Regions from separate parts of the Homo sapiens genome. Here regions 1 and 3 are each linked to region 2. The links are chromatin loops, found by intact Hi-C in ENCODE. Cell type or tissue: Caco-2. All regions are shown on one strand. Links, peaks and the distances in the headings refer to the core of each region. The heading gives the core; the rest is flanking DNA. Region 1 overlaps MYO7A (myosin VIIA). Region 2 holds the start of LOC105369399 (a long non-coding RNA gene). Region 3 overlaps MYO7A (myosin VIIA).

Region 1 (10,810 bases), core at 1,148-9,147, 140 kb before region 2:
GGCTATACTAATGCACTCCGCCTGAATATTTGCTTACCACCAATACCACCATTATCATCACCACTATCACCAACAAAACTACCACCACTACCTCCACCATCACCACCATCACTGCCAACACTATCACCAACATCATTACTGCCTCCACCATCACCACCATCATCACTACCAACACTATGCCTCCACCATCACCATCATTATCACTACCAACAACACTGTCATCACCAACACCATCACTGCCTCCACCATCACCATCATTACCAACAACACTGTCATTGTCAACACCACCATCACTACCTTTACCATCACCACTATCATCACTACCCACAACACTGTCATCACCACCAACACCATCACTACCTCCACCATCACCACCACCACCACCATCACTAACATCATCCCTACCTCCAATATTACCATAGTCATCAGTACCAACAATACCTCATCACTAACATCACTACCTCCACCATCACCAACACCATCGCTACCTCCACGATCACCAACAGCATCGCTACCTCCACCATCACCAACAGCATCACTACCTCCACCATCACAAACAACTACCTCCACCATCACCAACACCATCACCACCTCCACCATCACCAACAACACCATCGCTACCTCCACCATCACCAACAGCATCACTACCTCCACCATCACAACTACCTCCACCATCACCAACACCATCACTACCTCCACCATCACAAACAACACCATCACTACCCTCCACCATCACCAACACCATCACTACCTCCTCCACCATCACCACCATCATCATTACCAACACCATCACTACCTCCACCATCACCACCAACCATCATCACTACCTCCACCAACGTTACTACCACCAACTATCCTCTTCATTTCCACCACCTCCTTTCTCATCCCTCCATCACAATCACCAACAGAACCATAGCTACCATTACCATTATCGAAAACAAAACAACCACATAACTCCTGTCCTCAGAAGGAGAAAAAAGAATACACATTTGCAAATTCTGATCTCAAGGAATGGCTGTATTTCTCATTTAATGCAGCGCTTACTAGATATACTCAGAATGGTGCAGCAGGTCCTGCGGCACGTCCTCTGTAGCACGCACAGTCACTACAGCAGTGTGGGGGCCTCCTCCACTGGTGGAATTCAGGACATCCTCAGAAGCCCTTGCTCCCGCCATCTCGCCTCTCCTCACGAGCCCCCTGAAGTAGGCGGTGTCCATCCAGGAGCCTGAAGAGTGCCTGGTTGCAGTCAGGCTCACCCCAGCCTGAGCTAATGATGGCTCACAGAGGAGCACTCAGCCCAAACGTGGAAAGCAGGAGGCTGTGAGCCAAGCCAGCCTGGCGGAAGATTCCCTCCCACTCACCTTCTCACACCTGTACTCCCCAAACTTGACTCCTCGCACCACCTGCTGGTAGATGAGGTTGGTGGCCACGTTGTCCTCGGAGGGGCTGTGCCAGGGCGTGAAGACCTCTTTGCGGAAGAAGAGCCTCCAGGGGGCGTTGCGCTCCTGGGCGCCCTGCTCCTTGGCGTACTGCTCGCACTGGGAGATGGCGTCCATGACGTGGTCACTGCCGCTGCCCAGGGAGGACACCTGTGGGCACAGAGGGGAGGGGAGCAGGCACAGAGTCAGGGAAGGACTATGAGGAGCCTCAACGGGGCCAACGGTCAGTTCAGACAGAAAACGGAGGCCCAGCGAGGGGCAGGGACACGTCCAAGGCCCCCAGGAGGCAGACCAGATTCTAGCCCTGGGCTCTAAGCCGCACCCCCACCATTGCCTTCCTAGCCTCAGTTCTGGGCACGGTGACGTGGGAATTCCCATTTTCTAGTGGAAGCTTTTTGGGAAACTGAACAGACAGTACCTGGAAACATAAGAGCATCGGTGAGAAAAATCCAGGCAAACTGTGTCCAGCAACACGGTACCTCCCCTGGGCTTGTGGGCGGGGGCCCCTCTGCTGAGCATGACGTTGCTGGGGGTGGAGGCAAAATCACCCAAGCCCCAGGTCCCGCTCAGCCGAGGAGGCTCCAGCCTCCGAGGTGAGTCTGCGGGACGCCCACACTCCAGCTGCTTCAGGGCAAGTGTGAAGGAACTCCTGTTTGCTGAGGAGTTTCTCCATCAGATGCCGTGGCAACCTGAGAGGGAATTCCATTCCCATCTGCACACAAGGGCTGCGCAGCCCTCCCATCAGCCTGTGCCATGCTCTTCCTTCAGCACCAGGAGAGGATTCACTGGGCCTGAGGACACAGGACTGAGGACATCCTACTGCTGGGTTTTCCCTCAGGTGCTGAAGAGCACTCAGCAGTTTTTTGTTTGTTTGTTTTTTTGAGATGGAGTCTCGCTCTGTCGCCCAGGCTGGAGTGCAGTGGTGCGATCTCAGCTCACCACAACCTCCACCTCCTGGGTTCAAGTGATTCTCCTACCTCAGCCTCCCGAGTAGCTGGGACTACAGGCGTGCGCCACCGTGCTCCACTAATTTTTGTATTTTTAGTAGAGACGAGGTTTCACTACATTAGCCAGGCTGGTCTCGAACTCCTGACTTTGTGATCTGCCCGCCTCAGCCTCCCAAAGTGCTGGGATTACAGGTGTGAACCACCGCACCTGGCCGAGTTCTCGGCAGTCCTGAGGAGTCAGGCAGAGCCAATTAGCACAGGCTCAGGGGGAAACCGAGGTGCTCAAGGGTGAATAGCCCCGGCAAGTAGGTGGCAGCACTGGCAGCCCGGAGTGGGGCCGGGAGGAGGTGCTTCCGGGAGGAGGTGCTTCCGGGCGGCCATACCTTGTCAAACAGGGCAATGTAGAGGGAGAACCCGAACCGGTCCTTGAGAGAGATCTTGTCGGCCAGCGCGTTGCAGAGCTCCTTGGCCGTGGTTGCCGAGTCCGTCAGCAGGGTCTTGGTGGTCCCATCCATGAATGTCACGGGCAACATGATTGGCTTCTTGGACTTGGTGGCCTGGAAGTGCCCCAAGAGGGTTTGTGGGGTCCCTTCCCTTCAGACCTGCCTGCCCCTCTGGACTTTGGCTCTCTGCTTTCTGTGGGGTTGGAGGTGCCCCAGCACCCCAGGCCCCAGTACCTCACTGGGACACTGCTTGTCCCTGTCACAGGTGTCCAGGGAGCCCTGCTGTGCACCCCACCCCAATGGGACCTTTAGGACCCCTGAGCCAGGGCCTGGGGCTGAGAGGTCAGGCACTGCCACAGGCCAGGGGTCTCTGCTATCACTTCATATAACCTTCACCATGTGGCAGGTAAAGGCATTGAGACACAGAGGGAATCTCCTTTGCCCAAGTCGTCTTGACCGTAAGGCCAGCAAATGGAGTCCCTCATCCTTTGGGGGCTTTTCTGTTCCGATGGGCCTGGGGTTCCAGAACTTGAGGGTAGGTGTCTGAGGAACCACAGAATCTCAAAGCAGGGAATGTTTCTGGGGCACTCGAGTGCACTGGACACACACACACACGCATTTACACACGTGCGCACACATGCACACGAGCACGTGCATACACACGCACGAACCTGCAGCTCCAGCCAGCTGGGCGGCTGTGTCCGTGTCCCATTGACAAAGGTCCTTCTCAGGCGCTCCTCACAGTACGGGGCGTAGCCGGGCGGGCCCCCGTGGATGAAGTTCCGCAGGTACTGCAGCCAGAGTACCCGCTGAGGCGGCCCCTGGGGCTCCCCATGTGGATTTTGAGGGCAGCCGCCAGGCCCTCCCGGCACTTGGAGGCCGCTCCTCCAGGCCAGGTTGCTTTCTGTGGCTTCCCTACCCTCTCAGCTCCACCATCTATTTCCAGCCACGTCTGTGGCCTCCCCCACCTCCCGCTAGCTTAGCCTAGTGGCTCCTCCCCATACCCCTTCACAGCACCAGCCAGTCGGGTCGGTCCTGCCATGACCTGCTCCACTCTGACCCCAGCGCCCAGGGCCTGCCCCAAGACGAGGGTGCAGAGGGCCTGGGACACGCTCCTGTCAGACTCAGCCCCCTCCTAAGTAGAATGGGGCTGAGGGGAGTGTGGGGAAAAGAGGTGGCTGCCTGAGAGGAGGGGGTGCCAGGAAGATGGGGCTCAGTAAGGAGTGGCCGGGTGGGCCTTGTGACCAGGCCCTTTGGAGCCCCTGGCTATTGCTCTCCCCACAGTGCTGGGACAGGGCCTAGCTCCCCTTCCCACTCCAGGAGGCCAGGCACCTTCCTACCTTGACAAACTTCTCGGAGGGGGCGAAACAGCCCACGCAGAGAGACACGAGAATCCAGCCCCGGGCATAGCTGCTCTTGGAGGGGTTGTGGGTCAGCTGCTTGCTGATCTGGCAGTAGATCTCGTCCCTGGGCAGGCAGCAGGGCAAGGGAGGGGGAATCACCCCACAGGAACAGCCCCGGTCCCCACCTCCTCCTAGCAGCCAGTGGGACGCCACACAGCTGTCCTCTCCAACTTGCCAAGACCACCCGGGAGGAGGCAGAGTGAGGCTGGGTGGCAGGGCTGAGCCAAGGGCTGGGGTCTGGCTTTGGAGACAGGATCATCGGGCATAAAGCACCTCCCCAACTCCAATCCAGTTCCCACAGCCAGGGCCCCACCATCCAGGGTGGTGCGTATCCTGCTCTGGGCTCAGCAGCCGCAGCCACAGCCACAGGTGACCATGCTAATGAGAAGCACAGTCCCCGCCTCTGCCTCGTTCCTAACCAGCTGGTGGCCCAGGCAGGTGAGTTCGCCTCTCTGATCCCAGCCCATAGTCACGGCAGCAGGTGCAACTTCTACCCATGGCAACGGACAAAGCGGAAACAGGAAAAGCATCCTGGGGTGTCACTGGGGGATGGAATGAGTAGGGACTTTGTCTCTGGTATATTTCTGTAATGTGTGAATACTTAAGGGGCCATGTATGACTTTTGTAATGGGATGAAAACAATTAAGGTAATTTTTTGGTGTTCATTTTAAAGGAATCCTTACAAGATTGCTGTGAAGATGAATGAGCCAAGGCTTATGACACACCTAGCACAGTGCCAGGCACAGTGAACCCCTCATAAATGCCAGCTGCAATTATTGCTGGGCTTGTTCTTCTCTTCTGCAAACTGAGTACTCTAAGACTGCAGCCTGCCTGTTCAAGGACAAGGGCAGGACACATGACGATGCAGTGTCCGCCAGGGGGCACTCACTGCTGCTCTTCTCTCCCAAAGGATGGCTGGGATTACCTAATTCAGTGGCTCAACAGTTTTGAGAGTTTATAATTTCAAAGAAAATTCTGAAGTTACCCATTTTTTTATCATGATAAATGAGAACATTTATAACACACACAACCTGCCCACTATCTAGATCCCAATTATCTCATAAAACAAAGGTAATTTTAAATTTCCAAACAGTAGGAGGGCAAAGTCTCAGAGCAGTCCTTTAAAGAAAACAAGTTTAGCTTCAGAAACATCCCTCCTTTTCCCACCTTGCCACAGACTAGTGAGATATTATCACCTGCAGCTGGGAGTCTCCACTCACTTTACAGATGGGGAGACAGAGGCTGAGAGCAGGGAGGGATTAGCCGTGTGAGGCCCCTCAAGGAGTTGACACCCCAGCCTTTGGACTCTTGGTTCAGGGCTCCTGGCACCGTGTTTCCTAGAAGTGTCAGCTTTAGGTATGATGGTGAGATAATTTGGAGGCAAATTCTTGCCCCTGAGACACGCCTGCAGCAGCTGCCTTTTCCTCCTGTTGGCAGGTGGCCCTGGGCAGTGTGGCCACCCCGGTGAGGTAGTGACTAGCCTTGGGGAGATAAAAACGGGGGCCTGATAGGAGGCAGGAGGCCTAGTGACCCCTGGGCAAATCTCTTCCCTACTCTGGACCTCAGTTTCCCCATCAGGAAAGTGGGGCTTGGTCCCTGCCTCATCCTGCTGTCCTCCCAACCAGCATGCACACATTCATGGCATCAGCTCTCCCGACAGACCTGTCCTATGCAGAGACTGTTCTCAGAAAAGTCCTAGCCCTCCTCTCATCAGCTGAGTTGATTTTTTGGTGGCTCCTGGTGACTCCTGGGTCTTCCCTTCAACTCCCCAAAACCCCAGGGACCTGGGTAAAGGCCTCTCCTGGCCCTGTGGGGAAGGAGGTACTTGCAGGATTCCCAGGCACAGTAACCTTAACCGTGGGCCTAGGGTGGGTGACTGGAGGTGAGCTGGCGGCAGCGGGGTTAAAGCAGGAAATGCATGTTGGATGATGATGATCAAAGCTACCATCTACGGGGCGCTTACTATGCTCCAGGTCTGGTGCTACACAGTTTTCATAGCTTTATCTTCCCACAAGCCTATGTATGAGGTAGCTACTGCAGGCACACCTCATTTTACTGTACTTCACTTTATTACACTTTGCAGACATTGCATTTTTTACAAATTGGTTTATGACGACTCTGCATGGAGCAAGTCTACCAGCACCATTTCTCCAACAGCATGTGCTCACTTCCCGTTTCTGTCACATTTTGGCAATACTAGAAATATCTCAAACTTTATTATTATATTTGCTGTGATCTGTGATCACTAATCTTTAACGTTACTATTGTAATTGTTTTGTGCACCATGAATCGTGCCCATAGAATATGGCAAACCTAACTGATAAATGTTAGATGTGTTCTGACTGCTCTACCAACCAGCCATTCCCCCATCTCACTCCCTCTCCTCACGCCTCCTGATTCCCTGAGACACATTCATATTGAAATTAGGCCAATTAATAACCCTAAAATGGCCTCTAAGTGTTCAAGTGAAAGGAAGCGTCGCACATTTTTCACTTTTAATCAAAAGCTAGAAATGATTAGAGAGGAAAGCATGTTGAAAGCCGAGATAGACCAAAAGCTGGGCCTCTTGTGCAAAGCAGTTAACCAACTTGTGAATGCAAAGGAATAGTTCCTGAAGGACATCAAAAATGCTACTCCAGTGAACATGCAAATGATAGGAAAGTGAAACAGCCTTATTTGCTGATATGGAGAAAATTTTAGGGGTCTGAATAGATCAAACCAGCCACAACATTCCCTTAAGCCAAAGCCTAATCTAGAGGAAGACTGTCTCTTCAATTCTATGAAGGCTGAGAGAGGTAAGGAAGTTGCAGAAGGTAAGTTGGAGGCTCACAGAGATCGCCTCATGAGGTTCAAAGCAAGAAGCTGTCTCCAAAATATAAAAGTGCAAGGTGAAGCAACAAGTGCTGGTGGAGAAGCTGCAACAAGTTTTCCAGAAGGTCTAGCTAGAATCATTGATGAAGGTGATTACACTCAACAGCAGATTTTCCATGTAGATGAACCAGCCTTCTATTGGAAGAAGATGTCATCTAGGACTTTCATAGCTAGAGAGAAGTCAATGGCTGGCTTCAAGGCTTCAAAAGACAGGCTGACTCTCCTGTCAGGAGCTAATGCACTGCTGACTTTCAATTGAAGCCAATGCTCAGTGACCATTCCAAAAATTCTGGGGCTCTTAAAAATTATGTACAAGAGGCTGGCTGCAGGGGCTTACACCTGGAATCCCAGCATTTTGGGAGGCTGAGGTGGGTGGATCACAGGGTCAGGAGTTCAAGACCAGCCTGGCAACATGGTGAAACCCCGTCTCTACTAAAAATACAAAAATTAGCTGGATGTGGTGGTGGGCACCTGTAGTCCCAGCCACTCGGGAGGCTGAGGCAGGAGAATTGCTTGAACCCGGGAGGCAGAGGTTGCAGTGAGCTGAGATGGCGCCACTGCACTCCAGCCTGGGCAACAGAGTGAGACTCTGTCTCCAAAAAAAAAAAAAAAAATGATGTACAAGGAGACGAATGTTATTTTCATGCCTGCTAATGCAACATCCATTCTGCAACCTATGGATCAAGGAGTAATTTTGGCTTTCAAGTCTTATTTAAGAAATACATTTTATAAGACTATTGCTGCCATAGATAGTGATTCCTCTGGTGGATCTGGGCAAAATCAATGGAAAAGCTTCTGGAAAGTATTCACTATTCTCAGTGCCATTCAGAACATTCATGATTCGTAGAAGGAGGTCAAATTATTAACATCAATAGGAGTTTAGAAGAAGTGGATTCCAAACTTCATGAATGACTGAGGGGCTCAAGACTTCAAGAGGAAGTAACTGCAGATGTGGTGGAAATAAATAGCAAGAGAACTAGAATGAGAAGTGGGGCCTGAGGATGGAACTGAGTTGCTGCAATGTCATGATCAAATTTCAGTGGATGAGGAGTTGCCTCTTATGGAGGAGCAAAGAAAGTGGTTTCTTGAGATGGAATCTATTGGTGAAGATGCTGTGAACATTGTTGAAATGACAACAAAGGATTTAGAATATTGCATCAACTTAATTGATAAAGCAGCAGCAGGGTTTGAGAGGATCGACTCCAATTTTGAAAGAAGTTCTACTGTGGGTAAAATGCTGTCAAACAGCATTGCATGCTACAGAGAAATTTTGTGTGAAAGCAAATCTCACTGTTGTCTTATCTTAATAAATTGTCGCAGCCACCTCGACCTTCAGCAACCACCACTCTGATCAGTCAGCAGCCATCAACATCAAGGCAAGACCCTCCAGCAAATAGATACAACTTTCAGATGACCATTAGCATTTTTGGCATTAATTTCTAATCAAGATGTCTACATTTTTTAGACATAATGCTATTTCATACTTCATAGACTATAGTATAGTATAAATATGACTTTTATATGCACTGGGAAACCAAAATATTTCTGCAGCTCTCTTTATTGTGATATTTATTTCTGTGGCCTTCAACTGAACCTGCAATATCTCCAAGGGATGCCTGTTTTAGGATTCCCCCTTTACAGACAAGGAATCAGAGGCTTAGAAAGATGAAATAACTCCACCAAGGTCCTAACTCCACCAACTAGCTAGCAGCGAAGCCAAACCCAGGCCTGCTTGGCTTAATCTCTTGCTAGGTTGACAGAGGCACCACTCAGCCACCAAAAGACTTTCAGGCCCTGGTGTCCCCGCCTCCCGGCACTGACCGGAGTGCTGGCCGCAGGATGCCATTGCCGATGATGAAGTGCAGCTTCTCCAGGTTGGAGGTGGGCCGGTCCTCCAGCATGCTGTTGCCCTGCACTGTGGACTCCCCGTCATGCAGCCTCTTGGTCACCTGGGCCAGAGGGAGAGGACAGGGCAGGTAAAGTTAGGGGTGTTCCCCTGCCAGCCAGGGCACCAGCACCCGAGGCTGCCTGCTCCCCAGAAAACAGAATCTAAGGAGTGAGCAGAAGAACTGGGCTCCCCATCACTGTCATTACCCCTGCCACGTGCACAGCAGATGCTGGGCCAATAACTGGCCCACACAGCAGGGGCACACTGGCCCGGTGCCACCCACTTCTGGGGACAGAGCTCCTCTGGCCACCTCCTCGATACCCTGCACCCCACACCCCACCCCAGGGAGGTCCTCTCAGCCAGGACAGGGACATGATCCTCTGACTCCAAGCGGGACCCCTATCTCTCTGGGGTGCCCCCGCCAACATAACTGTGGCACCTGGAGTATACTCCAGGTTCCAACCACCAGTCACCACCACTCTGTCACCAACACCCTTAGCCCCGATGTGACCAGCCTCACACCAGTTCTTATGAGATGTTTCTCCTCTCTCATCCCACACAGCCCACAGCACAAGCCCCGAGCTCTGCCCAGAGGATGTAGGGTGAGTGAGAGGCGAGCGGCAGGAGTGGGTGGTGCAGACAGGGAGCACCACTGAACACCCTCGGCTGCCATTTCTGCCTTCTTCCCAGGACCCCACGGAGTGGGCATTTTCTTCCCTGGGTCCCTTGAATACTAAGCGGCAGAGGTGGGATTCAAATCTGAGGCCACACACCTGCAAGGCTGGATTTGTGCCTCAGGTGGGGACAGGACAAGGGCAGAGGTGAAGTGGGAGCCCCTGACTCTGCAGTGGAGGAGCTGGGGAGGCTTCCTGGAGGAGGTGACCCCAGGCAGAGAAAGGAGGAGTTTCAGGCAGAGGGACTGGCATGTGCAAATGTGGGGATGGGGGCCTGGCCCCCAAGGCTGTGAATGCCTTGGTTTGTGTCTGCCTCTCCAGTGTATCCTCCCCTGCCACACACACACCAGCCTGGACAACCCCAGAGCACAAGGGCTGGGACAGTGCCCAGAAAAGGCAAAGTGACTGAAGAATGAATTCAAATAAATTAATCCTGTTCATGCTCCATGAGCACTCTTGTTCCACAGAAAGCTCCCATGCCTCAAAGGTCCTTGGACCAAGTGCCTCGGGTCTGTGCCCGGCTAGAAGTGTATTCCCTCTCAGCTGTGCCGCTACCGGCCTCCCCTGCTCAGTGCCCTCTGCTAGGAAGCCCTTCCCACCCCCGGCCTGAGATCCCACCCTCTTCAGACACTCCTGTCTGCCTGATCGCCCACCAACCCACTCATGTTGTCCTGTCCCTGGCCAGCCAAGACCCCTGAGGACAGACAGTGTCCACTCCTGCTCCTGCTTCCGTGGGCCCCCAGCTCAGCTGTGCTCCAGCCTAGGCCACCTAAGGCAGCCACCCCTGGGCTGCCAGACCCCCAGCGTCTGCCCTCACCTCCTCTGTGAGCTTGGACTTCTTTTTCAGAGTCAAATGCACCAGCTTGTGCCTCACACTGCTCTTCTTCTGGCCCTCGGGGAGCTGGGCCTGCAGGACCAGCAGGGATCAGGGTCAAGTGGCTGAGCAGAAAGCAATGTCGAGACCCCCGACAGCAAGACTTTGCGGGGAACCGTCTCGCTTCCACGTGAAGCTTACAGGGTGTCCCCCACACTGCCACCGTCCACCTGCTCACCCCTACCCTTGCACCCCCACTAGCCAACTGGCAGTCAGGAAAACTGAGACTCAGAAAAACATAGTACGGGAGCTGGCTCCAACTGCAAAGCCC
Region 2 (10,810 bases), core at 1,006-9,005:
CACTCTAGCCTGGGTTACAGAGCAAGACCGTCTCAAAAACAAATCTTATGGTTTACGGCTTTGAAATTTTGTTTGAAAAGCCCTTTCCCACACCTAGGCCACAAGATAGTCTCTGATAGTTTCTTCCACTATCCCTAGAGTTTCACATATCAAATTTAGGTCTTTAACTCAGCTAGAGTTCATCCTTGAATGAAGCATTGGGCAATAATCCTGATTCATATTTTCTGTAGAGTGAGCCAGTTTTCCTCACAGCATCTACTACAGAGATGTCTCCCTGCATGCTCCATTCCCACAGAGGCAGCATCTACCTCCGAGTTCACTCCTTTGTTCATTGGGCTGTTCTTTTATCTGTACCATGCTGTTTGTATCACCACAGCTTTGTGGTGCTATTTGTGATATCTAGTAAGGCAAATTTAACTCCTATATTTTAAGATTAATTTTGCTATTTATTTACATTTTAGAGTAAGTTTATCGAGTTCCTAAAAAAAATCCAAATGGATTTTTTTATTAGGGTTGCTTTGAATTTAAAGATAAATTTGGGAAAAATTGATCTCTTTATAATATTACATAGTTTATTTTTACATTTTTATTTATGGATTTAAAGTGACAAATAAAACTGTACATATTTACCATGTGTAACATGACGTTTTGAAATATGTATACATTATGGAATGGCTCATTGGAGCTAATTAACTTTTATTTTTTTGAGACGGAGTTTCGCTCTTATTGCCCAGGCTGGAGTACGATGGTGCAATCTTGGCTCACTGCAACCTACACCTCCTGGGTTCAAGCGATTCTCCTGCCTCAGCCTACCAAGTAGCTGGTATTACAGGCATCAGCCAGGCGTGGTGGCGCACGCCTGCAGTCCCAGCCACTCAGGAGGCCGAAGCAGAAGAATCGCTTGAACCCAGGAGGCGGAGGTTGCAGTGAGCTGAGATCGTGCCACTGCACTCCAGCCTGGGCAACAGAGCAAGACTCCATCTCAGAAAAAAAAAAAGGCCAGGCGCAGTGGCTCACACCTGTAAGGACTTATACAGTCACTTAATTCCTAGATGCTTTCTAATTTTTGTTGTTATTGTGGTTGGTATTTTCTCCCAACTTTTTATTTACTCTTTACAATGTCAATCTAGGCCGGGGACAGTGGTTCACGCCTGTAATCCCAGCACTTTGGGATGCGGAGGTGGGAGGATGGCTTGAGCCCAGGAGGTCAAGACCAGCCCTGGTAACATAGGGAGACCCTATCTCTGCAAAAAACTGAAAATTAAAAAATTATCTGGGCCTAGTGGTGCACACCTGTAGTTCCAGCTACTCAGGAGGCTGAGGTGGGAGGATCTGCTTGAGCTCAGGAGGTCGAGCTTGCAGTGAGCCGTGATTGCACCATTGCACTCCAGCCTGGGTGACACAGTGAGACCCTGTCTCAAAAAAAAAAAAAAAAAAAAAGAAAGAAAGAAAGAAAGAAAAATCAACCTATAGAAAAGTTGAAAGACTAGAACAATGACCATTCTTATGTCCTTCACTTGGACTCATGAATTGCTAATGTTTTGCTGTATTTACTTTATGCTTTATGCTCGCTTACAAACATTCATTCTTTTTTTCTGAACCATGGGAAAGTTCCAGACATCATGAATGGTATACATATTTTTTAAATTTTTCTAGTTGATTATGCCTGGTATAGAGAAATGCTGTTGGTGTTTTATGTTGACCTTGAATCTGGCAATTTTGTTGTTACAAGGCAAAACATTTTTTTTTCCTTTATTTATTTATTTTTTTGAGACAGAGTTTTGCTCTTGTTGCCCAGGCTGGAGTACAGTGGCGTGACCTTGGCTCAATACAACCTCCGCCTTCAGGGTTCAAGCAATTCTCCTGCCTCAGCCTCTTGAGTAGCTGGGATTACAGGCGCCCACCGCCACGCCCGGCTATTTTTTAAAAAATGTTTAGTAGAGATGGAGTTTCAACGTGTTGGTCACGCTGGTCTCGAACTCCTGACCTCAGGTGATCCTCCTGCCATGGCCTCCCAAAGTGTTGGGATTACAGGTGTGAGCCACCGCACCCGGCCAAAACATTTTTTTGTTTGTTTTTAAACTACAACCACAATTAGAATTACATTTTATATCATGATCCTGTATCTTTAGTCTCTGTAATTCACTTCATATTTCTATTTTATTCTTTTTAATTTTTTTATATGTGGGTTTCAGACGCTGAATTGATTTCAGGACCCACATATGGGCCTCAGTTCATGGTTTGAAAACTACTGCTGAAGACTGGGGACCTGTGGTCTGGGCTCCCGCAGGCAGTACACCCAGTTATAGGCCCTGGCTGTGCTCCATGCCTTCCTCCGGCAGGCTGCTGTAGCCCTGGCTGACTGAATGCAGAGGTCCAGGGGCCAGCAAACATTCATAGTATTTGTGTCATTCAAGCCCCTCACAGATCGCCCTCCCCAGGGCTGGATTCTGAGCGAGGGTCACACCTGGGCTCCCTGCCCTGCCGCAGATCGGCTGTGGGACGCTAGGCTGGCCACCACTTCTCTCAGGGCCCTCTTTCCCATGCACAGGAGCTGGTCAGGGAAGGCATTTCTCAAAACCTTTCAGGCTTGGACTTCCTGTCTCTCTATCATTTTTATTTGCTCTTTCTTCAGGGTTTAGGGGAGTGAGTAGGTGTGGCATTGGGGTGGAGGAACCGAGGTGGGGCCTTGCCTTTGAGCTCTGCCCTCCACCCTGCCCAGCTCTGCATGCGTCTGAGGTGGCAGGGGCTGGGACGTTTTCCTGCCACTGAAAGTGTGAACAATGCTATGGCTGGTTTATTTTTTCCTCGCTGGTGTGTGTTCTATTTTCAGTAAGTTTTAATTGAAATGTAGATTCGGGTATATTGTGTGAGATAGAACACTCCCAGGTGCCCCAGTGACTAGACGGCCAGATTACTGTCTGCCTCCTTTCTCTGAAGCTTGGAGACCCGGCCTCTGGCCTTGTGCAGCTCTAGCCTGTGGACTCTGGGAGTAGTGGGCCCAAGGCATGGTGGCTGGGGTGGTGATTAGGGCCCAGGAACAGCAGGCAGGAGGCCCAGGCCCTTAGTCCTCGATGCCCAGCAGGCTCCATTGATCTTGGGCAGGTCTCTTCTCTACCCAGGCCTCAGCCTCCACATCTTTCAAGTAGGGATGATAATCCTGTTTTCTGGTTGCGGTGAGGACACAAGGAAATCAGGGGCTTAGAGGTACTTTATAACATGATGTCTCTCTACATTACTTTGTGTATTTAAAAAAAAATCTTAATACAGCCAGGCGTGGTGGCTCATGCCTGTCATCCCAGGACGTTGGGAGGCTGAGGTAGGAGGATTGCTTGAGCCCAGGAGTTCGAAACCAGCTTGACCAATACACGGTTAGTGAGCCATTAGTGATCAGTGAGTTGTGATCTATCGCACCACTGCACTCCAGCACTCCGGCCTGGGAGACATAGCTATAAGACATAAAGATACATAATATTTATACATATAAGAAATGTAAGATACATATATCTTAACATAATTTTTAATTATTTTCTTGCATATCTTCTTTTAGATTTAGCCCTGAGTATAATTTTGTTTCTATTGACACTTTAAAAAATGACTTTTCCTGGCATATATGCACCATGGAATACTATGCAGCCATAAAAAAGGATGAGTTCATGTCCTTTGCAGGGACACGGATGAAGCTGGAAACCATCATTCTAAGCAAACTATCACAAGGACAGAAAACCAAACACCGCATGTTCTCACTCATAGGTGGGAGTTGAATAACGAGAACACATGGACACAGGGTGGGGAACATAACACACAGGGGCCTGTCGGAGGGTGGGGATTTTGGGGAGGGATAGCATTAGGAGAAATACCTAACGTAAATGACGAGTTGATGGGTGCAGCAAACCAACATGGCACATGTATACCTATGCAACAAACCTGCACGTTGTGCCCATGTATCCTAGAACTTAAAAGCATAATGAAAAAAAAAAAGCAAAAAAAAAAAAAAAAAAAAAAAAAAAGAAGCTAGCTGAAACCTACCAAAACCAAGATGGCAATGATAGTGACCTCTGGTGGTCCTCACTGCTCATTACATGCTAATTATAATGCATTAGCATGGTAAAAAATACTCTCACCAGCGCCATGACAGTTTACAAATGCCATGGCAACGACCGGAAGTTACCCTATATGGTTTTAAGAGGAGGGACCTTTATTTCCGGAAATTGTCCCCCCTTTACCGAAACCTCATGAATAATCCACCCCTTGTTTAGCATATAGGTATACTCAGTCAAGTAGCCTGCATTGCTGCCCTGCCTATGTAGTAGCCATTCTTTTGTTTATTTACTTCTCTAGTAAACTTGCTTTCACTCTAAAAAAAAAAAAAAAAAAAGACTTTTCCTCATAGCTTGTTGCTACTATATAGGAATTAAATAGATTCTTTTGGTCTTTTTCTTTTTGAGACAGGGTCACCAAGGCTGGAGTGCAGTGGCACGATCAGGGCTCACGGCAGCCTCGACCTCCCGGACTCAAGCGGTCCTCCCACCTCTGCCTCCCGAGTAGCTGGGATTACAGGTGACACCACCACTCCCTGCTAATCTTCGTATTCTTTGTAGGGATGGGGTTTCCCCATGTTGCCCAGGCTGGTTGCAAACTCCTGGGCTCAAGAGATCCACCCACCTCGGCCTAGATTTTTGTATATTGATTTTTTATCTGGAGAAGTTGCTACCTTTTCTTAGTAATCTAATGAAATATCTGGAGGGTTTGTGCGCGTGTGTGGTTTTTTTTGGTGGTTTTTCTATGTAGACTAATAGTTCTTGAAGAGGTGTACTGCCCTCTAGGGAGAGATTTGGAAATTTGCAGGGGAGTTTTATTTTTTGTTGTTGGGCCCAAGAATTCACACATCAAAATAACATTTTATTTTAAAGTATTTTTCTTTTATTTACCTCATATTTACATAATTTACAATAAAAGCATTGTATTGGCTTTTTGAAAATATGTGTGTGGAAGTGTTATATTATCTAAGTATTTCATTTCAGGATGGAGAGAGTGGCATTCATTTGTTACAGAAAGGGAAGTTGGATCTGATAGGGTTCTAAACTTCTGAGATTTTGAAAAAGTTCTTCCTCTAGTTCCAATTATTATATTTCTGTATCTTTTTTTGTCTTGGTGTTCTCTCAAGTTCTGGACAATTCTGAACAGAAGTAGTGATGATGGGTATATCTCATTTGCTCCTAACTTTAAGCAAAATGCTGTCAAATGCTTTCACCTCTTACTAAGATTTTCTTTAAAATCACTAATGGATGTTGAATTTTAATAAACGTCTTTCACATTGCCTCTGAAATGCTCATATTTCTCTTGATATAATGTACCTCATTGACGGATCTTCCTGTCTTATTTATGTAGTTTGGCTGTTTTTCTAATGCTAAGCCCCTCTGGAATTTCTAGTATAAACACACCTCCGTCCTGATAGATCTCCTTTTCACATGTCATCGCATTTCGCCTGCTAGCATTTTGTGTAAGATTTTTGTTTCCATCTAGGTTCCTGAGACAGGCGCATCATCTTCCCTGCTCATGGGATCCTTGAGGGGTTTGAGTGTCAAAGTCATGCTGGTCTCACAAGGGGCGTTGGGGGATCGCGCTCCGGGGTTGCTTCGCTGAGTGCGCGTGTGTGCGGGATGCGGGGTGCGGGGTGCGGGGCGTGCCCCCTGGCGGCCGCGGGCCGCATGAGCCGAACGAGCGGAGCGGGGAGCGCCGGGCCAGTGCCGTGGGGAGCGATGCGCCAGGTGGCGCCGGGTGACGCCAGGTGATGCCGGGGCTGCGCGGGTACTGCAGCCTTCCGTGGACCTGGACACGCGTGCAACCCAGCTTCAGAGACCGGGTGGCCAGGACCCAGAGTCACCCAGCCGACCCATAACGGCGGCTTCTTGAGTCTCGGGGCCGGCAAGGTCCTGAATCTTCATCTCTAGGAATAGAATGGGGATAATCCGCCTGTCTGTCAGGGAAATGGGAGGAGGCTGTAAAAGCATTTTTTGTGTGATTTTGTGTCAAAGCACAATTCGGACCTTCCAGAGGACCTGTCCGCATTCTGGCCTCAGCATTCTTGTTTTCCTGTTTCTTGCAAGCCCTTGACAAATGGCAGCTAGGGGCAGGGAATTCAGAATTAATGTCACTCAGTAGTCCAGAATGAGAGCTCGCATCATGGAGGTCTGTGTGGAAGAAGCACCCTTGTTTGATTCATTTTTGTGCATTATTTCATTACTGTTGATTTATTCCACAAATATTGACTGGGCACTGTGGTGGGCATAATAACGGCCGCCCAAAAAGTTGCCCATACCCTACTGAATACCTGGAACCTGTGACTGATGCATGTTACATAAGAATGTTACATGTGGCATGTCACCATGTTACATGGCAAAGAGAAGTAAGGTTGGAGGTAGAATGAAGGTTGCTCATCAGCTGACTTTAAGATAGGAAAAGAATCCCAGGTTATCTAGGTAGGCCCAGTGTAGTTACAGGGTCCTTGGAAGTGGAAGGAGAAGGCAGGAAAGTCAGAGAGTGATGTGGCTGTGGAAGCAACGCACCAAGAGCCGCCACATGGTCGGTTTTGGAGATGGAGGAAGGAGGTCTCTGCAAGCTGGAAAAGGCAAAGAAATGGATCCTTCCCTAGCACCTCCAGTAAGGAGTGCAGTTGGTGGGTAGAGCTGTAGGGTAACAGATGAGTGTGCTTTTAAGCCAAGCTTGTGGGAATTTGTTACAGCAGCAATAGGGAACTAGTACAGTATCCTAACACAGGGGTCCCCAATCCCTGGGCCAATGACCGGTATTGGTTGTGGCCTGTTAGGAACCGGGCTGCACAGCGGCAGGTGAGCAAAGCTTCATTTGTAATTTATAGTTGCTCCCTATCGCGTGCATTACCACCTCAGCTCCGCCTCCTGTCAGATCAACGACAGCATTAGATTCTCATAGTAGCATGAACCCTATTGTGAACTGCGCATGTGAGGGATCTAGGTCGCCTGCTCCTTATGAGAATCTACTGCCTGATAATCTATCACTGTCTCCTATCACCCCCGATGGGACTGTCTAGTTGCAGGAAAACAAGCTCAGGGTTTCCACTGATTTTACATTATGGTGAGTTGTATAATTATTTCATTATATATTACCATGTAATAATAATAGAAATAAAGTGCACAATAAATGTAATGCACTTGAATCTTCCCCAAACCATCCCCCACGTTGGTCTGTGGAAATATTGTCTTCCACAAAACCAGTCCTTGGTGCCAAAAAGGTTGGGGACTGCTGTCCTAACAGATACAGTCCACATCACTGGGACAGATGGCACTCATCCACTCATCCATTCACCCCAAAAGCATGTAGGAGTATTTGTTATGGCCTGCTCAGAAAATAGATCAGCAAGTGACAAGTGGCTGTGGCTACTGAAGGCCCACGGCAAGGGCTGCAGAAAGGTCACAGAAGTGCCACCTCCTCCTGCTTCCTTCAACCTCTCAGAGCTGCCAGTAAGCCTGCAGAATGACAGTACCCTCCTATGTGGTTTACAGAGGATTTACATGGCCCTGGCATGGAACATCACTGTGGAAAGTGTATTAGTCCATTTTCACACTCCTATAAAGAATACTACCTGAGACTGTGTAATTATAAAAGAAAGAGGTTTAATTGACTCACAGTTCTGCAGATTTAACAGGAAGCATGGCTAGGAGGCCTCAGGAAACTTACAATCATGGCGGAAGGCGAAGGGAAAGCAGACACCTTCTTCATGGGCAGCAGGAGGGCGTGTGTGCGAGAATGAGGAAGTGCCGCGCTTTAAAACCATCACCTCTCGCGAGAACTCACTATCACGACAAGAACGTGAGGGAATCCGACCCCGTGATCCAATCACCTCCCGCCTGTCCAGTCCTACGTGTCCCTCCCCTGACATGTGGGAATTACAATTCAAGATGAGATTTGGGTGGGGAAACAGAGCCAAATCTTATCAGAAAGAGCGGCTCAGAGAGGTGAGATGACCTACTCAAGTTCCAGGAGTGGGAGTGATGGGACTTGCCACGGATTCCCTCTGTGTAAATCTGTGACAGCCCTGATGTAAATCAGACATGGCCTCTCCCTCTGGGAGCAGCCAGTCTACTTGGTGAAAAACAAGGGATGAAAGGGGACACAGCAGGTGACTTAAGTGCTATGGTTGGAATGTTTATGTTTCCCCGGAATTCTTTTTTTTTTTTTTTTTTTTGAGACAGAGTCTTGCTCTGTCGCCCAGGCTGGAGTGCAGTGGCGTGATCTTGGCTCACTGGAAGCTCCGCCTCCCAGGTTCACGCCATTCTCCTGCCTCAGCCTCCCGAGTAGCTGGGACTACAGGTGCCTGCCACCATGCCCGGTTAATTTTTTTGTATTTTTAGTAGAGACGGGGTTTCACTGTGTTAGCCAGGATGGTCTCTATCTCCTGACCTCGTGATCTGCCCGCCTCAGCCTCCCAAAGTGCTGGGATTACAGGCGTGAGTCACCACACCCGGCCCCCCGGAATTCTTACGTTGAAATCCTAGCCCTGAAGGTGACGTGGTGATGATGTGATGATGGCAGAACCCTCACCAATGGAATCTGGGCCGCTGTAAAAGAGGCCGTGGGAGCTTGCTTGCCCCTCCCACCATGCAGTGACACAGCAAGAAGGCAGTGAGGAATGGGCCCTCGCCAGACACCAAACCTGCTGGGACCTTGACCTTAGACTTCCCAGCCTCCAGAACTTTCAGAAATGTTTGTAAGACACCCAGTTTATGGTATTTTTGTTACAGCAGCCTGAACAGACTAAAACACTAGCAGGGCAAGGCTGCTGTAACAGTAGACAAACCCCAGAAGCTGAAAAATCATAAAAGTTTTTGTCTATATTGTTCTGTCCATAATTTTTTTTAAAAGCATAAAAGTTTATTTTGTCTTCCTCAGTAGTCTGAACTGAGTATTCCAGGTTGGTCCCCGGGCTGCTCTGCTCCGTGCAGGAACTCAGGAATCCTCGTTTCTCTGCCTTCCTCTAGGCCAGCGGTTCTCTGCTAGGGTGAATTTTCCCACCAGGGTATGTTTGGCAACGTCTGGAGATACTTTGGGTGTCATGACTTGGGCTGTGATACTGGTATCTAGTGAGTGGAGGACATGGATGCTGCTGAATGTTTTACAATGCACGGGACTGCCCCCCACAACAAAGAACCGTCCTGCCCCAAATGTCAGTAGTTGAGAAACTTCCACTTGGGCCTGAAGCATTGTCCTCACTTGCAAAGTCAGAGCTGGGTCCCAGGCCCATCCATGTTCCAGCGAATGGGAAGGAGGAAGAGAGCATAAGCAGGCCCAGGTGCCACAGTGATCCTCATCCACTCCCGTCCATCCATGAGGGCCTAGTCACAGGGCCACATCTAACTTCAGGGGACGGAGTGCTGGGAAATGGAGTCTAGGTGAGTGCCCAGGAGGAAGGGAACAGCCGACTCAGGTGGGCAGCTGGCAGCTTCCCCGACAGGCGTCCTAACTGGTGCAAGAGACATGCAGGATGGAGGTGGTTGGAGGACATTTCGGTAACTAGGTCAGAGCTTGTGCAAAATGCAGAGACAAGAGAGAGCCTGACAAAGCGCAGGCACTGCCACCTGGATGGAGGCTGACAGTGGGAGGGAGGGATCAGTGAGCAGCAGGCGGGTGGCAGGAGCCTGAAATGCAGGACTGAGGAGTCTAGTCTTCGTCCTGAAGGCAGGGAAGGACCTTTGGCCAGTCTCCTGACGTTCTGCCCCGGCTCTTTCCTCCCTGAAGGTGAGTCCCTCGTGTCCATCTTACATAGTTGGGACCTTGCTGACACACACTTCTGCCTGCCTTTAGGCCGTTTCCTTGATTTTCTATGTTGCCAAGATGACTGGCAGCTGCTGGAGGTCAGGACCACAGCCTGGTTCTCAGAGCCCCAGGCACCAAGTTCCCACCCACCCTTGCAAACTCTCCTTTTTTTTTTTTTTTTTGAGATGCAGTCTTGCTCTGTCGCCCAGGCTGGAGTGCAGTGGCACGATCTCGGCTCACTGCAACCTCCGCCTCCCAGGTTCAAGTGATTCTCCTGCCTCAGCCTCCCAAATAGCTGAGATTACAGGCACGAGCCACTATGGCCGGCTAATTTTTGTACTCCCAATAGAGACGGGGTTTCACCATATTGGCCAGGCTGGTCTCGAACTCTTGACCTCATGATCCGACCTCCTCAGCCTCCCAAAGTGCTGGGATTACAGGCGTGAGCCACCTCGCCCGGCCCCACAATCTTAACCACTGTCCACTTCGGTCTCAGATCCCCCACCTCCCGAACACAATTCTACACACCTGCCTCCACAGGCTCCCCAACACTGGCCTCCATGTTCCCACCAGCCTTTCTCCACTTCGGACTCCCCGGAACTCCCTGCTGGGTTGTCCAAGGCCCACTGAGCCTGAGGCCCAGACCCCGGCAAGGAGCCTGTCTCTGACCCGTGGGGGTGATTATTGGCGGGCAGGACCCAACTAGGCCATTAGCTTTGGTTGGGGTGAGTGTGGAGGGGACCACAGTGGTGTGCTGTCTGGGAATGCCACGGCCCTGGATTAGTCACTGTCTGACCGGGCCTCTGGTTTCCACTTTGCACGGTGAAGATTTCTACCTCACGGTGTACTGGGGTAGTGGTGGGAAGAAGGCCACCACATGCGCCTCAGCTGCGTGTTGGCTGACTTCTTGGGGGAGGGGGAAGCGGGATCCACCTGATACTGTCAGCCCAGCTCCAGCTCCACTCACTTGTAAACAGTGGAAATCACAACTGACATTTGTAGGCACATGGCAGGG
Region 3 (10,810 bases), core at 50-8,049, 120 kb before region 2:
AGGCCGGCTTCACACCTGGCAGCAGCACACGGTACCGCTCCACAAACTCTACGAAGCTGTAGCGGATGGGGTAGCCAGCTCGGCGGATTCGGATGGTCTCCATCATTCCTGAGTACCGCAGCTGGCGCACGCACAGGTGCCGGTCGAACAGCTGCCAGGCACACAGCCAAGGGCATCAGGGCCAAGGCTCCTGCTGGGAGGCAGCCCTGCTGTGCACTTGACCAACCCAGACAAAGGCTCAGAAAGGCCAAGTCCACACGGCATGGGAGGAGCAAAGCTGGGACAGGCACCGGGATCTGCAGCTCAAATCCACAAAAGAGCATAAAGTGAGGCCTGTCGTGGTGGAGCTGTGTGCTTTGGGAGCACAGAGAAGACAGATTAATTCCCCTTGGGACACCCAAGTGGGGAGCTTCATGGAGGAGGCGTCTTTATCACCCTAACCCTGACAGGAGGGGGAGTATTCCAAGGCTGGAGGGGGTGAGCCTGTGCAAAGGTTTGGAAGCCTGAAAGCGCAGGACTTTGCTGGGAATCTTGAGGGAGCTAGAGAGGCTCGTCCAGGCCAAGTTATGGCTGTGCAGGTGAGGGGTGCTCTGCACAGCCCCAGGGAGGACCTTTCACGTTGCAGGTATTGTAGATCTGCGGTTATTCAGACAACTTTCTAGCTGCCTTAAGGAAGAGGCACATTTTTCAAAGGGCCCTGGGGTTTGGTTGGTGGAGGGGCTGGGGAGAAAGAGTAGAAGGCAGGTGCTGGGCTGTGAGGCTGTGGGGCTCTGTGAGGGCCTCATCCATGGATGCTGGAAGCCAGGGAAGTTTTAGAGCAGGGAGAGACTGGGCCAGGTCTGCATTTGAGAACAATGTCACTGGGGGCCAGGGGAGGCAGGACAGGAGGCAAGGGAGGCAGGAGACCCTTGAGGAGGCTATTGCCAAGGCCCAGTCCACAGATGCTGAGGACTGGGCCGAGGGAAGGGTCCCACTTCAGAGCCAGGGAAGACTGTGCCCGACTGCCCTGGTGTCAGTCCCCTGCACCCCCTGCATTAGAGGGAGAGCTCACTGGAGCCCTCTGCGACCCTCAGGCCCCTGCAGACCTGAGTCCTAAAGGGGACAGGCCTCATCCACTCTGGGACATGTTTTCCAGGCAGGAGGCAGCAGGAGGGGACGGTCTTGCAGCCTGTCAGCTTCCGGAGACTGTTTCCTCTCTCTCCGGGCCACTTTCCCCGGCCTTCCTTCCCTCCCCAGATCCCGAGGCCCCAGCTTCCCCCTGTGCCTCCCTGCAGGCCTCTGGGTAAACAACCCTCCCAGAGCCTGTGCTGCGAAAGGAGAGGGCTCGCAGCGAGGTGGCCCCAGCCTGAGCCCCTTAACCTCCCTGAGCCCCCAGTCCCGCATCTCTAACCTGGGACCAGCACAGTCCCTTTCTCACGGGCTGTTTGAGAAGGTTGAAGGAGGCTGTGGACTGACCATCCAGCCTATGCTGGGCACACAGAAAGGGCCCAACAAATGTTATTCAGAAAAGTCAAGAATGAGGATATCCCAACCAGCTGAAGAGATGGGGGAGGCTTCCAGGAGGAGGTGGTGGTTGAGCTGGGCCAAAGGAGAAGGGGACTTTCAAAGAAGCAGCCCCAGCAAGAACCACAGCTGCCAATCACTGGGCACTTGCTGGGTGTGGGCATCTGCAAGCATTACTGCATGGAATAGCCTTAGGAGGTAGATACGGTCAGTCCCGTTTCCATCTATGAGGAAACTGAGGCATAAGAGAAGAAACTGCTTTGTCTGCAGTCGCCCACTTGTACATGGTAGAGGCAGGATCTGAACCTGCTGCAACCCCCCGCAGAGTCTAGGCTCTTTCCAAGGCACCTGCTGCCTCCAATAAATAGGGGGCCTTGTTTTGTAAGCTCCCGGGGTGCCCCCCATTCCCCAAAGGGACAAAGTCTCACATCCTTCACTCCCACCCTACCTTATTCTTGACCTAGCTCCTCCACGTCACCCTAGCCGCCACCCGCCAACCCCAGGCCAGGGCCACTCACCATGGGCTTCTTGAACTCATTGGGCTTGATGCATCGCACAAAGAAGGGCTGGCAGGCACCCAGCGTGCGCATCAGCAGCTCCAGTGACCGCTTGAACTGGCTGCTAAGTGTGGGCGAGCGCTTCCTGGTCTCGGCGCCCTGGGGGGACGGACGGCAGCGATGGGAGGGGCTGTGCCTGCCCCATCCAGTGTCCCAGGAGCCGCCCAGTAGGAAGCGGGAGGGGAGGTCAGCGGGGTCAGGGTTTGAGGGACAGGGCGGTATTTGAAGTTTTCCTGCAAACTGCCTCTCCCCACCTTCTGAGCTGGAGCCTGGACTCCAGATACCTCCTCCAGGAAGCCTCCCAGGACTTCCAAAGTTACCACCTCTGGGCGAGGGGGAAGTGAACCCTACAGGAAGATCTCCGCACTGGGAGTCTCAAGCCTGCCCCTGCACCTGGTGCGCTGGATAACTCTGAGCAAGGGGCAGCCCCTGAGTCTCATCCCTCCCTTCCCTGTATAAAGGAGTAATCGGACTTGGTCACCTCAGGACACTGAGGTCATCTCTAGAGACAGGGGTTAGACGAACCTAGATTCAAGCCCTGGCCCACCACTTCCTAGCTGTGTGCCCTTGGGCAGGTCACTAAATGTTGCAGAGCCTCAGTTTCCTAAGTGGAGGTGATGCCATCTATCCATCTGACCAGGCTGTGACAAGGGTCAGAGGTCAGGGCATATTTCAGTAAACAGCAACCTAGAAAGGTGGTGCCGCCTTCTGGAAACCTGTGGGCAAGCGCGAGGAGGAGGGGCGGGAGCTGCCGGTGACCTCTCCCCTCCCAGGCTTAGCCGGCAGCAGCAGGCTGGGGGCGGGGCAGGCCTGGCTAATCCTCCTAAGAAGGCACACAAGCAGCCTCCTCCTAACCCCCCGCACTGTGGCTCCGACGCAGCCAGGGGTTCTGTGCTCCACCAGCCACACCTGGGCGATCCTGGCAGCCAGCGAGCCCCCTGCGCCTCCCTGCCCTACTGGGGTCCCCTCTGAGAATACTGTGAAATGAGGTGGGGGAAGCCCTGAGCCGCAAACAAACAGGAAGCCAAATGGCAGGACTGATGGGAACTGGACACAGAGCTTAGGTTTTGTTCCAAAGCATCTTGATTAGTGTTTTCCTGGCAATTTTCATTTGGTTGAGAATTTCTTATTTTACTTGACTTCATTTGATTAATATTGCAAGATTTTTATATTTTTAGAGTCATCATTTCATCTGATATCCTGTAGCATCAAAAACCAGGGGTGTAGATGTAGATATGTGAGGTATTTGGGGGGACAAAGGTGTTGTGCTCATACTCAATTTAGGTACTATGCCACCAGACTGTGATGAGGCCTTCCGAGAAAGAGCCAGTGCCTGCGATTCTGAAATCTGCAATGCTTTCCAACTGCATTGTATTTGGAATATATTCTAGGACTTTGCCCAGAGAAGCTGGGGAGTATTTGCAATGCGGTAGGGTGGTGGTCAGATCTGTGGCCCCTGGCGTTGTCCTCAATTTGATCCAGCAGCAGCACCGGGTGACCCCGGTCACTGGAGGGGAGCTGTCCAAGTTGGGCTGTACCCAGCCTGCATTAGGGCCCCTGACATGAGTACACGCATACGCATGCACACACACACACACACAACACACACACAACCTCAGCATGCACATACACACGCCACTAGGAGCACACGCATACCACCGCGTGTACACACACGCGCACGCACACCCTTCTTTGGTCTTGGTCATCACAATAAAACGACTGCTTTCTGCCCGTCCTCCCTGCTGGGCTGGGAGCCCCATGAGGACAGGATGCGTCTGCCTCTTTATTGCTGCATGGCCAGGGCCTACATGACACAAGTAACAGTCAACACTTTGATCTACTGAAGTGCTGTTGAACTGGTTCCTAGTGACATCCATGGGTTCACAGAAATTGCCCACCTTCCCGTTGCTCCAGCCAAACATCTAGCAACTGTCCTCAGTGCCTCTTCTGTCACATCTAATATATCCGCAAATCCTACAGGCTCTACTTTCAAAATATCTCCAGAACCTGACCCCTCACCACTTCCTCCACCGTCAGCCTGGTCCCAGCCACCAGCATTGCTCTCAAATTCCTGCAGCAACCCCCCAACTCGTCTCTTTGCTTCCATCCCCCACATTCCAGGCCAACCTCCCCTGGGACTGGGGAGTTAGTGAAGAGGAAAGAGTGGGACAGCCGAGAGCCACACCTGTCTCACCAGCGTGGCCACCCTACAGCACAGGGCCTTCAGACAGGGACTCTTCTGGGTGCTGGAGCTTTGAGTGCCTGGGACCCTTACACTCTCAACACAGCAGTCCAAGTGAGGAACAAAATCACATCCTTTCCCCACCCAGAACCCTCCACCGCCTCCTTGATTCACTCGCATGAAGGCACAGGTCCTTGTAGGGACCCACAGTGCCCCAAAGGAGCTAGTCCCAGGGGCCTCTGGTCTTTGTAACACCTGTTCCCTCCCCTCCAGCCCCTCCAGCCTCCTTGCCCTGCCTGAGGTGCACCTGGGATGCAGGCATAGGCTTGCAAAGCACCTCAGGGCATCTGTGCTTGCTGTCCCCTCTCCCTGCAAAGCCCTTCCTCTGGAATGTGGCTGGGCACATTCTTCCTCACCTCCTGCTCAGCTTCTCAGGCAGGCCTTTCCTGACCGCACCCACCACACCACTGAAAATCACAGAGTCCCACCGCCGCATTCCTCCCTCCTTAATCTTTCCCCATACTACATCTCACCATCTGATACACTGCAGGTTTTACTTATTTATTGGCTTTCTATCTATTTACTATTATTTTTGAAGCAAGGTCTCACTCTGTCGCCCAGGCTGGAGCACAGTGGTACGATCTTGGCTCATTGCAGCCTCGACCTCCCAGACTCGGCCTCCTGTCTCAGCCTCCTGAATAGCTGGGACTACAGGTGTGTACCACTGTGCCTAGCTAATTTTTATATTTTTTGTAGAGATGGGATTTTGCCATTTTGCCAAGGCTGGTCTTGAACTCCTGAGCTCAAGCAATCTGCCCACCTCGGCCTCCCAAAGTTTTGGAATTACAGGTGTGAGCCACTTCACCTGGCCTTGGCTTTCTAACTATCCACTCTTCTGCTGGAACTTAAGTTCCATAAGGACAGAGACTTTTTCTGTTTTATTCACTGCTACGTCCCCAAGACCCATGACAATGCCTGGCATATAGTAGGTACTCAATAAAGGTTTGTAGGTAGCCATCTGGGTTTCTGATTTGGTTTTATTTCATTGGGGGGAAAGGCTGTCCTTCCTGGTATTTGCTGTTTTCTGGGATAATCTGCAGATGGGGATGGGGTAAAGGTGGAAGTGAAAAGTTCAAAGGCCAATGTCAAATGCTCCCCAGAAAGGATCTGAGAGGAAGACCCCAGAGCGTGACATGAAAGGGGCTGGGAAGTCTCAGGCAGGAGGCCACCTGCATAGAGTGAATAGGTGTCTCTTGGGCTCAGGGCCCCAGGACATATGACTGGGCTTAGGCATTAATCAGGGGCTACTCAATATCCTAGAAGAGCTGCCTTTATCACAGCTGGGCTGGGCCCTTCACCAGCAAGGGCTGTGGTGGGGCTGCCCACGGCTGCCCCAGGGAGGCAGATGTAGGAGTCAAAGGCTGAAAACTCAGGGCTCGGGGATCTGCCGATGATGGGAGTGCAGATCACTCACTGCAAGAGGTGGCGTGGGCTTCCATCCTGATGGGAGCATTGCCACACTAGTACACTGTCATTGAATAAACTGTGACTTAATGTCTCACAATTAACCAAGCTGATTTTCATCTTCCTTTTAAAAAGCCATCGTGTTTCTAGCAGTTACGAAGTATGTTTTCTTTCCTAAGATGTGACGTTTATGGAGACAGCACAGTAAATTTTTAAAAATTAAAATTATTTTTTAAAAAGCAGGGACTTGGAAAACTTCACTTTAGCCCTCGCTTGTATATGGCCTTAGACAAGTCCCTGAGGCAGGCCTGCACTCGAATCCCTGTTGTGTCACAAGGTATGTGACCTCAGTGAGCACCTTGGCCTCTCTGGGCCCCAGTTTCTTTCTTTTTTTAAATTTTAGAGACAGGATCTCACTCTGTCACCCACGCTGGAGTGCAGTGGCACAGTCACAACTCACTGCGGCCTCCAACTCCTGGGCTCAAGGAATTGTCTTTTCTCAGCCCCCACTCCAAGTAGCTGTGACTACAAGTGCTCACCCCCATGTTCAGCTAATTTTAAATTTTTTTGTAGACACAGGGTCTCACTATGTTGCCCAGGCTGGTCTTGAACTCCTGGCCTTAAGCAATCCTCCTGCCTTGGCCTCCCAAAGTGCTGGGATCATAGGTGTGAGCCACCACACCCAGCCTGGGCCCCAGTTCTTCACCTGTAAAGTGGGAGTAATAGTAATTACTCGCCAGGTTGCAGTGGGGAGTGAATGAGGTGATAAATATAAGTGCTTAGCTCATAGCCTGGCTCAGAAGAGGTGCCCAGTAGATGTAACTGGTATCAGATTGGTCACTGTTGTATCCTAATTCTCTGTTCCTAAAACTTCTTCTGGAGGGGGCCATTTCTGGAGACTCTGGGCTCCTGCACTTTGACCTCTCCATGATTTCTCAGTAAGTGGGTTCTAATCCCAGGAGTAGGAAACTCGAGCAGGAAATATCATGGAGTGTTCCCAGATGCCTCAAGGAGCTTTGAAAAGACAGAGGAGAGAGAAGAACGGGTAGGAGGGGAAGATGGGGTTTAACCAGAGTATGCCCAAGACCAGGAGGAATGGATGGGCCCAGCGAGGGGCCAGCAGGGCTACAGGAGAAGAGGAAAGAGTGGGAGAGGCCAGAGCTACGCCCGTCTCAGCAGTACAGCCACCTTACAGCACAGGGCTTTCGGGTGGGGACTCTCCTGGGTGCCAGTGCTTCGAGTGCCTGGGACTCCCCTCTCTCAGGTTGGCCTTGTGTGCACCCCAGCAGTCGGCCAGCCTACAGTGTTGGTCTGTCAGGGTGAGTGGGGGCGGGAGGTTCTTCCAGGGCTGATCTGTGGGCAGAGGGGAGAGGCCACCATCCAGACAAGCTCCTTGCTCCTGACATGCCCTGTCTACTGCTGGGGGTGTGTGGATTGTTTCAGAACTCTGCCAGGCAGGCAGGAAGGAAGAAGGACTCAGCACCAGGCCAAAGTGGAAGGATGTCAGTATTTGGCAGAGAGGAAATGGAGGGCTGAGGAGAGAAAAGGAGGCAAAGGGGTTGGCAGCACCATGCTGTTGCTAAGGGGTACCCAGCACCTTTGGGGTCTAGAGCACCGTGGGAGCCACGGCCTGAACCAGAGTTCAGGATGCAACAGGGCTGCTGTTTCAGACCTAAGGAGGTCCGGGGAATGGTGTCTCCTAGTCCCAGCTCCCTGTCAGAATGCTGTTACCTGGAATGAGTCATATCCCCTCTCTCAGCCTCAGTCTCTCATCTGCAAAATGCAGAAAATGCTACCTGTCCCTCCTGCCTTGCAAGGTTATCTGAGGATCTGGTCAAGGCATGGCCATAGGCGCCCACCAGGGCCTGGTGGAAGGACCGGGGATTGACGCCTCCAAGGGGCCTTAGGAGACCTGCGTTCGAGTCCCCACTCTGTCCCCGGTTCCCAGAGGACCCTGGGCAAGCCTTGCCCCTCTCCTAGGACTCAGTTTCCTCCTTGAAGAAAGAAATGCCTGCAGCACACACAACTCAAAAACCAAACACAAAAATCACTCCACAAACCACTCCACACAAAAACACACTCCAAAAAAAAGGAGAAAAAGCCCAGCCCTTTTCCCGAGTCTCAGCACAGTGGGAGCTCGGGACCAAGCCCCACCCAGGCCGCTGAGGCCTCTCCCGCCATCCTCAGCCCCGGGCTGGGGTCTTTTACCTTCGCAGCAGCTGCTGAGTGGCGCAGAGTACCCGATGAATAACCACAGAGAAACTACAACAGGAACCACGGTGCAGGGTGAGATGGGGAGAGGAGGGGCAAGGAGAATGTGGTGGGTCACAAAACCACTCAAAATCCACCATGGAGAGAGGGGGACCCTCAGGGAGAGGTCTGGGGTCCTGGAAGCTCTGTGATGCCTTGGTGGTCCTGAGGGCAGGGGACAGCCAGGCACCTAGACAGGCATGGAAGGGGCAAGGACTGTCTTCTGCGTGAGGACTTCATGCACCCTCCAGGAAGCCATGGGACAGGAGGAAAATATGAAATAAAAAGGCATGCAACCCAGCAGGAAAAAATCCACTAGACCCTCACCCTAGGGCCTAAGGAAAGGCGGAGGGGGCTGTTCTCCCACTGTCTGATGGGGTCTGGGGCTGGCACAGACATGCCCTCTGTGCCAGCTTCTCTGAGTATCCACACCCACCCCACATCCTTCAAGCTGGATGTGCTCTTTCTGCCCATGCTCTCTTTAGCAGCTGGATTCCAGGGGGTGAACCCCCACAGTAAACCGATCCCTGACCGGTTCTGCTCTGTGACCTCTCAGGTGACCCTTCTCTGGGCCTTGCACCCCAGCCATATCCCCAGTTAGTACAATAAGAGGACCAGATGGGAACACCTTTGAGGCCCCTCCAGGCCCCTCCTGGAGCCACAGCAAAGCTCCATACCCATTATGTGGCCAGGGGGCTCAGCTGAAGCTGTTGGACAAGGGCAGGGCTTAGACTCAGGCCTGGCCCGTGGGGGCCCTTCCCGAACAACAGAAACCGCACCCGGCTTACCATGGCGACATCGGCCTGGAAGATCTGCTTGATGAACTTGTTCCTGGAGGAGTGGACCAGCTGGATAATGTCCCCATGCAGGGTGTCTCGGTTCTTCTCCAGGAAGCCTGCAAGCAGCAAACAGCAGTCACCTCTCACCAGCTCTGGCAGGCCCTCCCCAAACCCATAACATCTGAGCCAGGAGGACCCTCAAAATCCACCTAGTTCCACCACATCCATTTCATGACGGGGGCCCTGAGGCCTGGAGGGGACAGAGACTTGCCCAAGATCATAGAGAAAGTGAGGGGCCATCTCCCCAGTGACACAGCTCCCCTCTTCCAGGCCTGTTCAAGAAGGGCAGGGGGGTCTCAGTCTCCAGGAGAAAGCAGGCCTCCTTCCTGACCAACCACCCCAAAGCTACCATGAGTCTTTTGAACTAAGATATCAAAAGGCCTTGTTAAGTAAGTGTGTCACCTGGGAGAGAATGCATGTTGATCTGGTACAAGCTAATATTAAAGGAATTCATTAAAACCACCTTGTGGTTGGACAGTGTGTTATGTTTTATGAAGACCCCTCACAGCTCCTTCTATGTGGGACAGGTAGGGATTACCTCCTCTGCCCCCAAAGGGAGAAAACTGATGTTCAGAGAAGCTAAGTGAGTTGTCTAATGTCACACAGTAAGCCATGGGCAGAGTTAAGACTTGAACCCAGGACGCTGGTGCAAAGGAGATTCTCTGCACCCAGAACCCAGGATCCCCAGGAGCCTAGGGAGATTCCCCTGCACCACACAGACCCCAGAGGAGGCTGCCACTCACAGGGACCGAGGAGTTGGAAACTGGTTAATGGGGAGGGGGTTGTAGAGTGGGGCAAGAGACGGGGTGTCCAAGGACTGCAGATGCCAGAGGGGGAGTGCCACTGCACAGAGCAGGACATAGGCTGCCCATGAATGGCGGACAGCACAGAGATCCAGTGCTAGGCTGCCCGCCTGGCACCTGGGGAGGGGCGAGTTGCAGGGGACACACAGGAATGGAGGGTGGGCTTTGCAGTTGGGATGTAATTGGGTTCTCACTAAAGCTCTGACAGACTCACTATGTTATCCTAGAAAGACCCCCATTCTGGGACTCCAGTTTCCTTAACTGTTGGATGGGAAGGATAGTGCCTACAAGCTTGCTTCTCTTCAGAACACCTAATACCACCCACTTCATAAATCCACATCATAAATAAGACGCTGTATTGAAAAGGTTCTTTGTGAACTAGAAAATGCTGGTAGAATTCTTTCCAGTCATTTAGTCTTGTTTAACAACCTTAGGCAAGCCATTTCCCTTTCTGGGCTTCAGTTACCAATTCTATTAAGGTAGATGACCCTTATGTTCCCTCCAGACCTGGCGTTCTATAGTTTTACAACTCAGCATAGAGATTATTCAATTTTCACTTCTGTATCCTCAGCAACGTCATGAAGCCTGGTACATAATAGATGCTAAGAGCATATTGGTTGAACTGAACTGAGAAATACAATCCTCTATTACTCCAAATGAAAGACCAATTTGTTTGCGTGACAGTCCTTCAAACTTAATGTCTGCTTCCTTCTTCCAACAATAAGGTTGGATCTCACAGTCCAATATTGTAAGGGAATCTGAGCCGCCATCAGATTCTACCACTGCAGCCTGGCTCACTGATACACTGCTGACTTCTGGACCAGTTCAGCAACGGAGTAAGAAACGGATGGGTTATAGCATGTTTGGATATCTTTGGCCTTTTTTAAAAAAAAATTAATTTTTAATTTTTTGTGGTACATAGTAGGTATAGATATTTATGGGTTAATTGGCCTTTGACTATGCATGGGACCCCTTGAGGCTGTATGGCAGGGCTCAGGGTAGACACAGCCCATAACTAATGCCAATTTGTGGTTGGCCCTTTACACCAGGGTGGGTGGGGAGGGATTGGCAAGGGCAGTCTGCAGTCTTTTGACAAACCCTTAAGAATTCCAGGTGAGATAAGCCTGTGTTCTGACCACTCTTCTTAACTTCCAGCTTTAACGTGAACCCAATTGCCTGTCCCCAGGGGAAAAGAAGATGCACGGTCTTCAA

The links. A loop is a pair of places that touch in the nucleus more often than their neighbours do. Peaks named below come from ENCODE experiments on the same cell type or tissue, not always from the same donor. Only the 100,000 strongest peaks of a DNase experiment are listed, where the experiment ranks them.
Region 1: a loop joins it to region 2, with 15 times the contacts of the local background. A loop is called at or near these places in 70 of 110 quality-filtered maps.
Region 3: a loop joins it to region 2, with 3 times the contacts of the local background. A loop is called at or near these places in 66 of 110 quality-filtered maps.

Annotation. Positions count from the first base shown.
Region 1 is chr11:77,182,830-77,193,639 of GRCh38, reverse strand. It overlaps MYO7A (myosin VIIA), which reads right to left. Exons shown (of 49, transcript NM_000260.4): 26 at 10,483-10,572; 27 at 8,925-9,052; 28 at 4,170-4,296; 29 at 3,501-3,620; 30 at 2,770-2,943; 31 at 1,362-1,589. Among named protein-coding and RNA genes, the nearest start is that of MYO7A, 60 kb to the right of the region's middle. RefSeq lists enhancers at 1,397-1,896, 1,897-2,398, 10,527-10,810. In Caco-2, for the core only: CTCF peaks have their summits at 1,431 (motif pointing left) and 5,101 (motif pointing right); DNase peaks (open chromatin) are centred at 1,409, 4,635 and 5,099.
Region 2 is chr11:77,041,124-77,051,933 of GRCh38, reverse strand. It overlaps LOC105369399 (a long non-coding RNA gene), which reads right to left and starts at 4,068. Exons shown (of 2, transcript XR_950340.1): 1 at 4,030-4,068; 2 at 3,194-3,449. B3GNT6 (UDP-GlcNAc:betaGal beta-1,3-N-acetylglucosaminyltransferase 6) reads right to left here. Exons shown (of 2, transcript NM_138706.5): 2 at 9,961-10,810. RefSeq lists a silencer at 5,601-5,780. In Caco-2, for the core only: CTCF peaks have their summits at 4,073 (motif pointing left), 4,828 and 5,689 (motif pointing left); DNase peaks (open chromatin) are centred at 4,123, 4,573 and 5,713; H3K4me3 peaks cover 1,128 bases.
Region 3 is chr11:77,164,097-77,174,906 of GRCh38, reverse strand. MYO7A (myosin VIIA) reads right to left here. Exons shown (of 49, transcript NM_000260.4): 15 at 8,745-8,851; 16 at 2,022-2,159; 17 at 1-151. Among named protein-coding and RNA genes, the nearest start is that of MYO7A, 41 kb to the right of the region's middle. In Caco-2, for the core only: no CTCF peak of the experiment used is centred there; DNase peaks (open chromatin) are centred at 2,215, 2,836 and 4,626.